Regions from separate parts of the Homo sapiens genome. Here all the other regions are linked to region 1. The links are chromatin contacts, found by Hi-C or POLR2A ChIA-PET in ENCODE. All regions are on one chromosome and are shown on one strand. Each heading gives the region's core, a stretch centred on a gene start or an enhancer-like site at or near the end of the contact. The rest is flanking DNA. Distances are from core to core; before and after follow the strand shown.

Region 1 (4,068 bases), core at 1,515-4,014:
TTTAAAAAATAAATATGTCCCAGGAAAGGTTGGGCAATTCCTTGTTGAGGATATGATAGAATTAAACATCAGATAAGCCTGGACCAGCTCACCCTGCTGCCCTCCCACATAGGAGTCCAGAATTCTAAGAGAAGGGCAGAGGGGACCCCAGCACCTTCTAGTCTTACTGTCCCCTATAGCCCTCTAGGCCCAGGGTGGTCCCTGGACCATCAGCAATACCTGGAAGCATGGAAGAAATCAGAATCTCAGGCTCACCCTTGACCTGCTCAATCAAAATCTGCCTTTTAACACAATTCCCAGGTGACCTGTGCCCATTAAAGTTTGAAAATCCCTACTCTGTTCCTCAGGCCCAGGAAGCTTACCCCACATAAAACTATTCTAAATGGCATCTCCTTACAAACCCAAGTAACTACTCTCCCCTCCCCTGCTGCAGGAAAAGCTATCCTAACCTGTACTGGTCTCAGAGCCCTGTACTGAAGTCTCCAGGCCCTGGAGTCCTGAGGGACTCGACTGCCACCTCTTATCAGGTTCAGGGCATCTTGGGCCCAGTTATCCCTGCTCTGCCTTCCTGAGACCCAGACATCCAGTCCCCCCAGTTCCCACTTCCAGAAGGTGGCTGCCTCTGAGGGACTGAGGAAAGGCTGAGTTGCCTTGGAGACGAGGGCGGGTCTAAAGACAAGGAAGGCAGGTCACCCCAGGAGGTAGGAGGAGTGGGGGATACTCCCCCATCCCTTTGTCCTCCTCCAGCTGCTCCCACAATGCACTAGGGCAGGAATGTAAGAGGCAGCTGAGACCCCAGAGCTCTGAAGCAGCAGCTGAGGGGGACGACTGAGTTGTGGGGGGCACTCAGAGGCTAGAACCAGAAGGCATCACGCCTGGTCCCTTAGGGTCCAGCGCCGGGGAGCAGGCTGCCAGAGTCCCAGGAGACTGGCTTGGAATTCCTGGGTGCCGCTCTCCAACCCCACCTCTCTCGGGAACAGCGGGGCTCTTGTTCCCCTAAGTAACCTTCATGCCTATCCCAGATGAGTCATCAGAGCCACACAGAGCCGAGAGGAGCCCGGGGCAGAGATACAAAGGCAGGCAGAGGATACGAGGCAGGCGGAGACAGAGCGAGAGCCACAATGCAAGAGGTAAATAGAGCAGGCTCAGAAACACGGGGCACAGAGCCAAGCAGAGGAACACGGAGAAGCACAGAGACGTCTGGGCTGTCTGTTCTCCAACACCCCCAGTCACCTCATCTCTCTCCACTGGGTCTTCAGTCCACAGTCAGAGACCCAGAGGGCAAGAGAGGACAAGCCCAGAAGACCTTCCCCAATCCCACCCCCTTCCACTCCATTACAACCAAAGACAAACCAGGGGCCAGGCCACCCTGCCTCAAGCCCTTCACGCTCCTCTCCCAACCCCCAAGTCCCACTCAGACAACACCCACACAGCTCTGTACACACACACACGGTGAAACACACAAACTTACTGAACTGGCTGTAAACAGCGAGGCTAAATGTGGCATGCACACACCCACCTCTCAGTGTCCCTGACAACCCTCACAGAGTTTCTGAGACAGAGCAAACACAGAAGCTCATGCATACATCAACCCGTCCACACCTTGGCATTCCTTCAAGTCCAACCCCATCGCTCAGTGAATAGCCACCTTCAGACACCTGTGAACATGAAATGACAGACACCACATGCTCCTGTGACCAAAAGACAGCATGAGACACACACACCCGGGCCCTTGGGCACAGGATCCCCAGAGAACTGGGGCCCAGCCTCTAACACACATGGGTGACCAAGCCAGAGGGACGTCGAGGGGGCAGGGAACAGGTGGGCGCTGGGTGGGAAGAGTGGCAATAAGGACAACAGCCTTTCCCTGCCTTTCCACTCACTCCCCTTTCACCTGTCTCCACCACACCACTCAGTCCTGGACACACCTACAGGCCCTCAGCAACAGCCAGCGAGCTTGGGCGCCTGCCTCTGGCTGCTGGAAGCGCTGGGAAGAAATGTTCAGCCAAGAGCCAGGCATGGGGGGGTGGGACCCTGAAGCTGGCGCTCACCGGCAGTGACATTCTCTCATGCCAGAGCTAATTGACCATCCAGCCGGGAAGAGTGGTGTCACTGGTGGGTTAGAGTGGCAGTCCCTCTTTTTGCTGGACTGTGACCAGACTGACCAACTGGGTGTTGGCTGAGCGGAGGCTTAGCAGTTAGATGCCCGCAGGGACTGGCCAGGTGGAGGGCAGGCGATAGATGAGCTGACTCAGTGGGGCTGCACAGGAGCACCTCCTCCCGGGGCTCAGTTCCTCCGCACTGAGTGAGAGGGGACTTGCCTCAAGGCTGGAGGCTCAAAACTCTTTCTGGGAGGTCACGGGCTTCACCTCCACCCAGTCCCCGCCCCCGGTTTTCAGACGGTATGCCAGAGCATCGGGGAGGCGGGCAGGGAGGCTTAGAAGAGCTGGACGACCAAGCATGGCTCGGGACGTCCTGCCTCCCCCGCCCCTCGCCCTGCAGGCGCCGCCGCGCGCCCCCACCCCAAGAGCCCCAGGCCTCCGCCCGCGGGTTCCGCCGCCGCTCTCCCTACCTCTCATCGCTCTTCCCGGCAGACCCAGGCGTCCGACCCGGGAGCGGGGCCTCTTCGGCGGCGGGGCGAGGGGCGGGGGAGGCGGAGGGAGCCAGGAGCCGGGAGCCGGGAGCGGGAGGCGCCGGCGGGGCTCGGGTGTCGGGAGGCGGCTCCCGAGAGCAGCTGTCGGGGGCCTGTTCCGGGGAGAGGAGCCAGGGCTGGGGCGGCTCGGGCCCAGGCGCCGCCTCCCCCTCGCCTCGGCTCCCTCCCTTCCTCCTCCCGCTCCTCGCTCCCCTCCCTCCCCTCGGCCTTCTCGCCGCGCGTTCGGGCTCGCAGCCCTCCCTTCCCCCTCCCGGACCCAGTAGTCCCAGTGGCTCCCACGCCCGGCGCCGAGCTCCAGGCCCCGCGCCCGCCACGCCCACCCCGCGCGCTAGCGCCCGGCCCGGCCTCCCCCAGGTAACCCGCCCGCCAAGCCCGCCTGGGCGCTCCCAGGCCGCCCAGCCGCCCGCGCCGCTGCCTCCGGCCGGCTCCGCGCCCAGCCCCCTCCACCCACTCGCAGCCCACCCCCGCTTCCCCAAACGAGAACCTCCAAAGCTGGCGCCCCAGGGGGCTGGCTGCAGTCCCGCTCAGGGCCCACGAGGGGAAGACGCCCCTCCTACTTCTGGGATCGGTTCCTGGTGGGAGAGGCAAAGGGGAGCAGCCCCAGGGCACAGAGGAAGAAGCAGGTTCCCACAGGCTCGGCCCAGCCCAGCTGCGGGAGTTAGCCCAGAGAAGGGAGCAGAGCTCAGGTCTCAGGGCTCACCTGTCCAGCCAGGCCCCAGACTGCTCTTCTCCCTCCACCAACCTTTGCTCCTCTCTCGCAGCCTGTGCGCTCCCGCCCCTACGACCCAACCTGGAAGGCCCCAGACCCTGAAGGCGGGCCCACTCTCTTCTCCTTCTCCTCTCAGTTCCTCTCTCTGAAGGGCGTTCTAAGGGACCCGGGGGTCCAGACGCCCAGGCCCTGATTCCCCTGGGCTCCCAACGGAGTGGAGTGGGAGGGGGACTCAGGAGTCCTCAGGGCAAGCCTCCCTCAGGCCCAGCCAGCTCTGGCCGTAGTGGGCCAGAGGGTCTGATCACTGGCCAGAAGAGGCCAAAAATGAGGCCAGGACAAAGTTGAGTGGTCGGGAGGAGGAAGAAGAGGAGCAGGAGAAGGATGGAGGCACACTGAAAATCACACACAGTCAAAAGGAAGGGGACCAAGAGACCCAGGGAAGATGAAACAGTGAGACTGAGTAGGCAAAGCAACTGAGAGAGCTACTGGGCAGAGGATGGAGCGGGACAGAACAGCTTGTGGTGGGAGGTGCTTTTTCCCCACTCAGCACTACCTCAGCCCCTCACCTCTCTCCACACCCCCACACCTGCTCACCACCTAGACAATGTCACGGTCACAGGAAGTTCTCGCTCCACTGCACATCTCCGCCCCAGGAACCTCACAGTAGATAAAAACATACCCTGCTTGCAGTCCCAGACAACAATCC
Region 2 (4,146 bases), core at 1,433-3,932, 36 kb after region 1:
AGTACGGTGGCACAATCTCGGTTCACTGCACCCTCCACCTCCCAGGTTCAAGCAATTCTCCTTCCTCAGCCTTCTAAGTAGCTGGGATTATAGGCGCCAACCGCCATGCATGGCTAATTTTTTTTGTTTGTTTGTTTAGTAGAGATGGGGTTTCACCATATTGACCACCAGGCTGATCTTGAACTCCTGGCCTCAAATGATTCACCTGCCTCGGCCTCTCAAAGTGCTAGGATTACAGGCATGAGCCACTGCACCCAGCCGTATTAGTCCGTTTTCATACTGCTATGAATAAATACCTGACACTGGGTAATTTATAAAGAAAAAGAGGTTTAATGCATTCACAGTTCCACATGGCTGAGGAGGCCCTCAAAATCATGGTGGAAGATGAAGGAGGAGCAAAGGCATGTCTTACATGGCAGCAGGCAAGAGCGTGTGCAGAACTACCTTTATAAAACCATGAGATCTCATGAGACTTATTCACTATCACAAGAAGAATAGCATGGGAAAAACCTGCCCCTCATGATTCAGTTACCTCCCACCAGGTCCCTCTCATGACACGTGGGGATTAAGGGAACTACAATTCAAGATGAGATTTGGGTGGAGACCCAGCTAAACCATATCAGACACCATTCTAATGGAAAACAGCTCAGCTGAAAGAATCCTGCCAAGAACTCATGCTACCTGTCTGTGCAGCAATTCAGAGTCATGAATTCTTGTTAAGCTATGTGATTTTTCTACGAGGATGCCAAGTTTACTTTCTGATTAATGGACCTCTCTTAATCAGAAACAAGCACAATTTACACTCATAATTTTTTGCCAAAATATATAACCTTAAACATCACCTCTCTCCCCTGCTTGTCAGTTCTCATCAATTAATCTGGTCTGAAGAAGAAAAAAAAACTCAGTTAAGGGAAACCAAGTGCACAGAGGATTTCTTGAAGAATATATTTTGCAGATTATGCAATTACAGACATTTGCAGCACTGTGAATTTGGACTGTTTGTTTTAACCCTTCACAGAATCTCTTACAGTGAATTGTGCTTTGGCAGTCGGCTCTCAGCTTGCAGGGACTCAATAAGAATGGGATGTAATGCAAAATAATTTATGGATGATATGGCACAATGTGTAGAATTTGCTTTAAAAGATCTCCAGCTGAAAAAGTGGTAGGAGTAGATTAAGTGAGTATGGTCAACTTTTGACAGTTTTTAAAACTTTGTGATGGATACAGCAAGACTCATTATATACTCACGGCTTCTGTGTATGTTTGAAATTGTCATCATAAGCAGAGTTTTTTAAAAGAGGCATAAGAAGTTCACCATTGTCTTTACTATAGGGATATTGTTAAAGATTTATTTTATTCATTACTTTGCAAACCAGTATACTTTTGACAAGAAATTAAGAATGATCTTAAAACTTAAATAATACTTATCTTAGTCCTGCCTAGTACAAAGTAAGCATGTAATAAGCAACAGTTATTGTTTATTGTGTAATGATCTCATCAGAATTCATTTGTGGGTATTAGTAGCCTGACCTCCTTGGAACTTGGAGGTTTCCTTTGATATTGGACAAAGTACAAAGAAAACAGTATCTTCTGTAAGGTTAGTTGTAAGAGGTTTTCTGGTAGCATACTGAATATAGGAAGAATTTCTGAAAGAACCTTTAAGAACTCTAGTGTCTCAATCCAGAAGGTAAAAATTTAATATGAAGTATTAAAAAAAAATGCACCATGACTAACCAGGAGTACAAAGATAGCTCTATGTTTTAAAATATATTCAAATGTATCATATTCAAATATATTCAAATTTTAAAGATAGTTTTATATTTTAAAATATATTCAAATTTATCATCTCTGTAGGCCAAAGAAAATAAGCCATATTATCACCTTGATTATGATAAATGGTTCAACTGGCTAACATTTGAAAAACAATAATAATTAGAATTATCTCTCTATACTCAAAATCAATTCCATATGAATATAAATGTGGAAATTTTTTAAAGTGCCAAATGAAAACAAGGGATGAGATTAGGGAGGAAGAAAACTACTCTGTGCTTCCTGGCTTCATCTTTGATCCTGTTCCATCCTCAGAGATTGCAGAGTAAGTAAACTGTGACAGCTCTCTCACTTTTGCATCTTGACATATTCCCCAACCTCTCTCATCTACTTGAATGCCGATTCCTTTATTGCATTCTAGGCTTTATTACATCAATTTTTCAATTCCTGCAATAACTAGATTCCATAATAAGAAAAGACTGTACTTGGCTGATTTCTTTCATAATGTACCTATTAATATTTAAGTGTGAATTCCTTAAAGCTCTTGTGATAGGCTTCTCAAGGCATGGCAACATTCCTCACCTCTCTTCTGCTGTATCATATTATATTACTGTGTCTCTGTGATAACAATAAAGAATTTGACTGCCCTTTGTCCCTGGTTCCTAGGAGGGAAACTAAATCCTTGGAATCTCCTGAGTAATATGAGTATCTTTGTTATTCATGAGCCCCTTGGATCACACCTGGGCTTATGCTAAGAGAGAACTCACGATGGGAGGTTGGTCATCAGAAAGATCACATAATAAAAGGATTGGGCCTTAGAGCCAGCCCAACCTCGACGGAGGGTGGGAGGACTAGAGATTGCGTTCAATTCGGTGGCAAATGAGTCAACCAATTGTGCCTATGTAATGAAAACTCTGGACGCCAAAATTTGGTGGAGCTTCCTGGTTGGTGAACACATCCATGTGCCAGGAGGGTGACACAACCTGATTCACAGAGAGAAGACACAGAAGCTCTGCATGGAAGACCCGCCCAGACCCCGCCCTACGTGTGTCTTCATTAGTCTGGTCCTCCTGATTTGTATCCTTTGTAACAAGCCTGTAATCGTAAGTATAACATTCTCCTGAGTTTGGTGAGTTGTTCTAGCAAATTATCAAACCCGAGGGGGTTGTGGGTACCCCCCAGATTAGTAGCCAGTTGGTCAGAGGAGCGAGTAGCCTGGGGACCTCCACACTTGTGGCTGGCGGCGGAAGTGAGGGCAATCTCATTGGGGCTGAAACCTGTAGTTAGTGTTGTGCTGCACTATTCCAGTCCCTTATCCACCTACATTCCTCATTTCCTTGTCGGGGCCTTGCTGTGATGTCTCCATTTGGGTGATTTCATAAAGGTTAGAGATGAGGGAGGGCAGATTTACCTGGAGAACAAATTCCTAGGCCTTTTGATACTTTTTTTTTTTTTGAGACAAGGTCTCGCTCTGTTACCCAGGCTGAAGTGCAGTGGTGCAATCCAGGCTCACTGCAACCTTGCCTCCCAACCCCCACCCCCACACTCTGGGCTCAAGCGATCCTTCCACATTAGCCTCCAGGGTAATTGGGACCACACGTGCGCACCAGCACGCCCAGTTTTGTTTTTGGTTTTTTTTTTTTTTTTTTTTGTATTTTCAGTAGTGAAAGGGTTGCCCAGGCTGGTCTCAAACTCCTGAGCTCAAGCAATCTGCCCCCCTCAGCCTCCCCAAAGTGCTAGTATTACAGGCATGAGCCATCGCGCCCAGCCAATATACATTCTTAACAATTTTTTACTTACCAATTCTCTGTTCTGGCTTTGTATCTCTGATTTTACTAGATTATCCCTGTTTTGGCAAACACTAACAATATTTATATAAGTTTAGCCTATATGCCTTAAAGACGTTTTCTCCTACTTCCAGAACTTTCTCAGTTGTGTGTGTGAGTACGCCTGGCTTTTCATCAAAGAGCTTTGCCGTCTTGATGCTTCCTTTTCTGTGAACACAGCAATAAATAGATTCTGCAGAACAAATGAGTGAGTAACTTTTTTTTTTTTTTTTTTTTTGAGACAGAGTCTCGCTCTGTCACCCAGGCTGGAGTGCAGTGGAGCTATCTTGGCTCACTGCAGCCTCTGCCTCCTGAGTTTAAGTAACTATTGTACAATAGTGATCACTGCCACAAAGTCAAGTATACATTGTTTATAATCTCTGAATTGAAGTACAAATTTTACTTTCTCTTTTTTTTTTTCCTTTGGAGATGGAGTCTCCCTCTGTCACCCAGGCTAGAGTGCAGTGGCAGGATCTCAACTCACTGCAACCTCCGCCTCCTGGGTTCAAGTGATTCTCCTGCCTCAGCCTCCCGAGTATCTGGGATTACA
Region 3 (4,306 bases), core at 1,336-3,835, 42 kb before region 1:
ATGAAATTGGAGACTGACTCCTTTGGAGACAGAAGACAACAAGAGTTCAGTATGGAGCATCACTGAAGATGAGGGGAGCATAGAAAATGGCAGGGTGGAAAAAAAACACTTAAAAAATTGGTCTACCTTCCTTCACAACTGTCCTGGGACAATTAGCCCCCAAGGAGAGGTAGCAGGGGGCTCCAAAGGAGACTAGTATTTTATGACTTGCCCCTAGCCTGCAGTAATGGGCAGGTGACGCCCATGGGGCAGCTGTGAGGATCCCCAAACAAGTTGGGGGACTGGATATCTGAATGTCCAAGAGGTTGGTAGAGCAGACAGCTAAATGCACCTCAACCTGGTTCCTAGACTTCAGGGCCTGAGATCACCAGGATGTGATTTCCAGATTATTTTTCTCAAAGAATTGTCTCCCAAGGCTCAAAACAGAGCAGTGCAGTGAAGAGTGCTTTGGGGTTCACCAGACCTGGGGGTGGCAGAGACTGCTAACTGGCCCCCCTAACAGCCATCCTCCTCCTTTTGGATAGTCATGTAGATTTCAACTCAGCATGTGGATCATTACATTTCCCAGCCTCCCTTGCAGCTAGCTGTGGCCATGTGATCACGTTCTGTCCAATAGGATGCAAGTAGAAAGGAGGTGGGCAACTTTCTGGTAGTATCCTTGAAAAGAAAGGAGCTTCCATTTCAGAGGAGGAAAAGCAAAGTTCTTGAAACAGCCTATAAGGTCTTAGATCAGTGCTTTCCAATAGAACTTTCTGTGATGATGGAAATGTTTTATAACCGTGCTGACGAACATAGTAGCCACTGGCCACATGCAACTACCAAAACACTTGAAATATGGCAAGTACGACTAAGAAACTGAACGTTTTTATTTTATTTAATGCTTTAGGTAGCCAACTGGCTACCATTTTGGACACAAGCCCCAGATTGTCCGCCTTGAGTCTTCCCTACCCCCCACCAATTCCCCACCCTCACCTCTGTTTCTCCACCTCCCACCATCCTCCCCTTCTCACTCTGCCCCACCACACTGGTCTCCAGGCTACTCCTCGAGCTGTCTGACCATGCCTCTATCTGTTTTCCTCTGGCCCTTCCCTTTGTCTGGAACGCTCTTCCTATACCTCCTACAAGCCTTTGCTTAAACCTCACCTTTACAGTGAGTTCTGCCCTGACCCACTATTTAAAAGTACAACCTGCCCCCCGCCACACAAACACATTAGAGTCCCCTTACCTTGTTCTATCCTTTTTCCCTCCCCTGCATTCATGACATTCAAACATAGTATATCGTTCACTCATTTGTATGTTATTTCTGACTGTCCTGCTAGAAGGAAAGTACTACAAGGGCACAGAATTTTGTTTCACTCACTGATGAATCTAAGTGTCCAGAATAAGGCCCAGCCCATCCATAGCAGGTGCTCAAAAAAAAAAAAAAAAAAAAAAAAAAAACACCTTGCTGAAACAGAGTAAAAAGAAAAAGAAAACTGCCCATCCCCTTCTTTCCCTCCTCCCTCTGGGTGGAAATGCAGACACGGTGATGGGAGCTGGTGCAGACCTTGGACATGAAGTTTGACAATGCATCAGAATGGCAGGAAAATAAGATTGAAGGAGGTGTGGGCTCCCATTATTGCAGATCTCTGCACTACTTATGCCCAGCAGAAGAAACATCCACCTCATCTAAGCCACCATTATATTTGAAGTTTAGTTACAGCAGCCAGAAAGAGCCTGCACCTAATTTATTGGGTTAGGTCCCAGTGGAGACTTTTCTCTGAGCACACGTCTTCATCTCCAAAATGGGGGCTGGGCGCAGTGGTTTATGCTTGTAATCCCAACACCTTGGGAGGCCAAGGCAGGTGGATTATTTGAGCCCAGAAGTTCAAGACCACCCTGGCCAACATGGCAAAACCCTATCTCTACAGAACAATTTTAAAAATTAGCAGGGCAGGGCTGGGCATGGTGGCTCATGCCTGTAATCCAAGCATTTTGGGAGGCCGAGGCAGGCAGATCACTTGAGGTCAGGAGTTCAAAACCAGCCTGGCCAACATGGTGAAACCTTGTCTCTACTAAAAATACAAAAAAAATTTAGCTGGGCGTGGTGACAGACAACTGTAATCCCAGCTACTCAAGAGGCTAAGGCAGGAGAATCACTTGTACCAGAGAGGTAGAGGTTGCAGTGAGCCAAGATCTCACCAGTGCACTCCAGCCTAGGTGACAAAGCAAGACTCCGTTTCCAAAAAAAAAAAAAAAAAAAAAAGTAGCAGGGCACAGTGGTGCACACCTGTGGTCCCAGCTACTCAGAAGTCTGAGGCAGGAGGATCACTAGAGCCCTGGAGGTTGAGGCTACAGTGAGCCATGATTATGCCACTGCACTCCAGCCTGAGCAACAGAGCGAGACCCTGTCCCAAAAATAAAGTAAAAATAAAAATCTCCAAAATGGAGCTAACACCCGCCTCATGAGGTTTTCAGTAGGATTAAATGGCATTGTACATCTAGCACCACAGAGGACCCAGCCCAGGACAGGCTACTCAGAGCTGCTGGACAGAATGTACTCTGGGCGTGGAAGGGCCAGGCCCTTGAATTCCATGGAGATGAGATGGTGTTTGGCGTGGGTAAGGTGGCTGGCTGTGCTGTGAATGTGTAACTCAGAGGCTGGGCACTCAGGTGTCAGAGCACAGAAGGTGGGGGCACACCATCTGCAGCACAGCCTGCAGCCCATCAGGTCTGGAGGAAGTCCTACTTCTCTCAGCACCTCTAGGGATACAGCCAAGGAGCGGGGAAGCTTCCATTTAGTGAGAAGTGGAGGAGAAAGAGCCTGCAAAAGCCAGGGCACTGTCAGTTAGTCCAGAAAGTAGGTAGAACCGGAACCACTGTGCCCATACCCTACCCATGACTAGAAAGTTCCTCTTCCTCCAGCGAGGACCCCTCCTCCTCTTTTCCCAGACCAAGCTCTCAGGGGACAACTCAGAAGCACAAAAGTCACCACTGGGAGCAAAGGGGACCAAAGAGCCATAAACAGACATGTTTGGGATTTCAAAAGTTTATCTCAATCTCCTCATTCCCAGACTTCCAGGTGGGAGGCAGGCCGGGCAGTAATGTGAGCATCTCAAGGACACCACAGTCACTGCGACCAAGCCAGTCTGTGTCCTCATTTACACAATGAAGGCGATGGACCACATAGTCTCTGACGTCCCACTGCACCCTGACAGCTGACAAATCTGTTTGTCCTCAAAGACAGGTCTGAGAGGGAGGAAAACTGATGGGGATGATGAGTTAGAGCTCCGGGCTCCCTGGGGCTGGAGGCTCATCCATCAGCTGCCGGAGGTGAGAGGCTGCCTTGTCCAGTTTTGACAATTCCAGCTGGAGGGAAGAAAGCTGGACGAGGAGAAAAGGAGGTGAGGATCCAGGAATGAGGCCCCTCCTGGCCCACATTCCCTCAGGGGTGGAGCCTTCTGGGGGCCTCCCTCAGCCTTACCTTTTGTTGCCTCTGAGTCCCTGCCTCCCCTTCTGATGGGGTCCTGGCTGTGAGGCTGTCAAGCTGCTTCTGCAACTTGTACCTTCGGGCGGCTAACAGAGGTAGCTGGATCTGCGGGTCCACCAGGCCCTGGGGAAGAACAGGGAGAAAAGGCTCAGACATCCGCCTGCTGCCAGGCCTCCATCCTCCATTAGAAGGTCCCTTCCCCTACTTTATAGAGCCCAGCCCCTCCCTTCCTCCCAGCATGCTTCCCAAGCCTGCCCTAACCCTCCCCATCCCCTCTGGTCACCTGCAGCTCCATGTAGACTTGAGCCGTGTCACTGAGTGGAGCCTGGGCCCAGCCGGAGGGAGCTGCTGCGCCTGGGGGTAACAGGCCCACAGCCCCACAGTAGCCCAGGGTGCCCAGGGGCTCCAAGAAGGCCTCGAAGAGGCCCTGGTCCCCAGGCTCTGAGCTCTGCAGCAGCACTGGAAAGAAAGAAACTGTCAGGGGCAAGGCCTCAGCTCCTGCCTCCCTTCCTACCCTGCACCTCCTAACGGGGGGGTTGGCCCTTCAGGCTCTGCTCTTTTCCCCACCAGCCCCCTTTTCCTGCAGGGATCCGAGCCCAGGACCCGCCTTGCCTCACCTCGGGGCCGGGCTTTGGTGAGCTGGTACGTGGCTCGGAGAGCCCTTAGCACCTGCACGACCTCTTGGACCCGGGAGAAGCGCCGCTCCAGCTCTGGCTGGCGCCAGTGCTCCTGGCAATGGGGGGGACCCAGAATTGGCAAAGGGGCTCCTGGGAGACTCAGTACCAACCCTGCTGGCTCTCTTCTCGACCCATCCACCCCATCTCCTTAGGGCAATGA

Evidence for each region. A loop is a pair of places that touch in the nucleus more often than their neighbours do. ChIA-PET counts read pairs that join two places held with the same protein, here RNA polymerase II (POLR2A). Pooled maps may share reads with other maps.
Region 2: POLR2A ChIA-PET joins it to region 1 with 7 read pairs in Panc1. The contact joins the promoter of LINC02570 here to the promoter of DDR1 in region 1. A Hi-C loop is called at or near these places in 5 of 168 maps with a recorded cell type or tissue (CD14-positive monocyte, Caco-2, HepG2 and 2 more) and 4 of 50 pooled maps. POLR2A ChIA-PET finds 5 or more read pairs at or near these places in 17 of 52 experiments (BJ, GM10248, GM12878 and 12 more).
Region 3: POLR2A ChIA-PET joins it to region 1 with 15 read pairs in MCF 10A. The contact joins the enhancer-like site here to the promoter of DDR1 in region 1. A Hi-C loop is called at or near these places in 19 of 168 maps with a recorded cell type or tissue (B cell, K562, OCI-LY7 and 13 more), 14 of 37 single-sample maps with no recorded cell type and 32 of 50 pooled maps. POLR2A ChIA-PET finds 5 or more read pairs at or near these places in 31 of 52 experiments (A549, A673, B cell and 24 more).

What each region holds. Positions count from the first base shown.
Region 1 is chr6:30,883,215-30,887,282 of GRCh38, reverse strand. It overlaps DDR1 (discoidin domain receptor tyrosine kinase 1), which reads right to left and starts at 2,764. Exons shown (of 18, transcript NM_001297654.2): 1 at 2,573-2,764. RefSeq lists enhancers at 357-863, 1,879-2,386, 2,456-3,229.
Region 2 is chr6:30,846,695-30,850,840 of GRCh38, reverse strand. LINC02570 (long intergenic non-protein coding RNA 2570) reads left to right here and starts at 2,682. Exons shown (of 3, transcript NR_134610.1): 1 at 2,682-2,873; 2 at 3,692-3,804. RefSeq lists an enhancer at 3,152-3,654.
Region 3 is chr6:30,925,166-30,929,471 of GRCh38, reverse strand. VARS2 (valyl-tRNA synthetase 2, mitochondrial) reads right to left here. Exons shown (of 30, transcript NM_020442.6): 27 at 4,087-4,198; 28 at 3,753-3,928; 29 at 3,464-3,592; 30 at 3,013-3,363. The coding sequence ends at 3,262. Among named protein-coding and RNA genes, the nearest start is that of SFTA2, 4.9 kb to the left of the region's middle. Within about 2 kb of position 2,585, at least 8 of the 41 ENCODE cell types and tissues checked have a DNase peak (open chromatin) inside an H3K27ac peak, as active enhancers do; they include gastrocnemius medialis, where a contact is called at or near this core.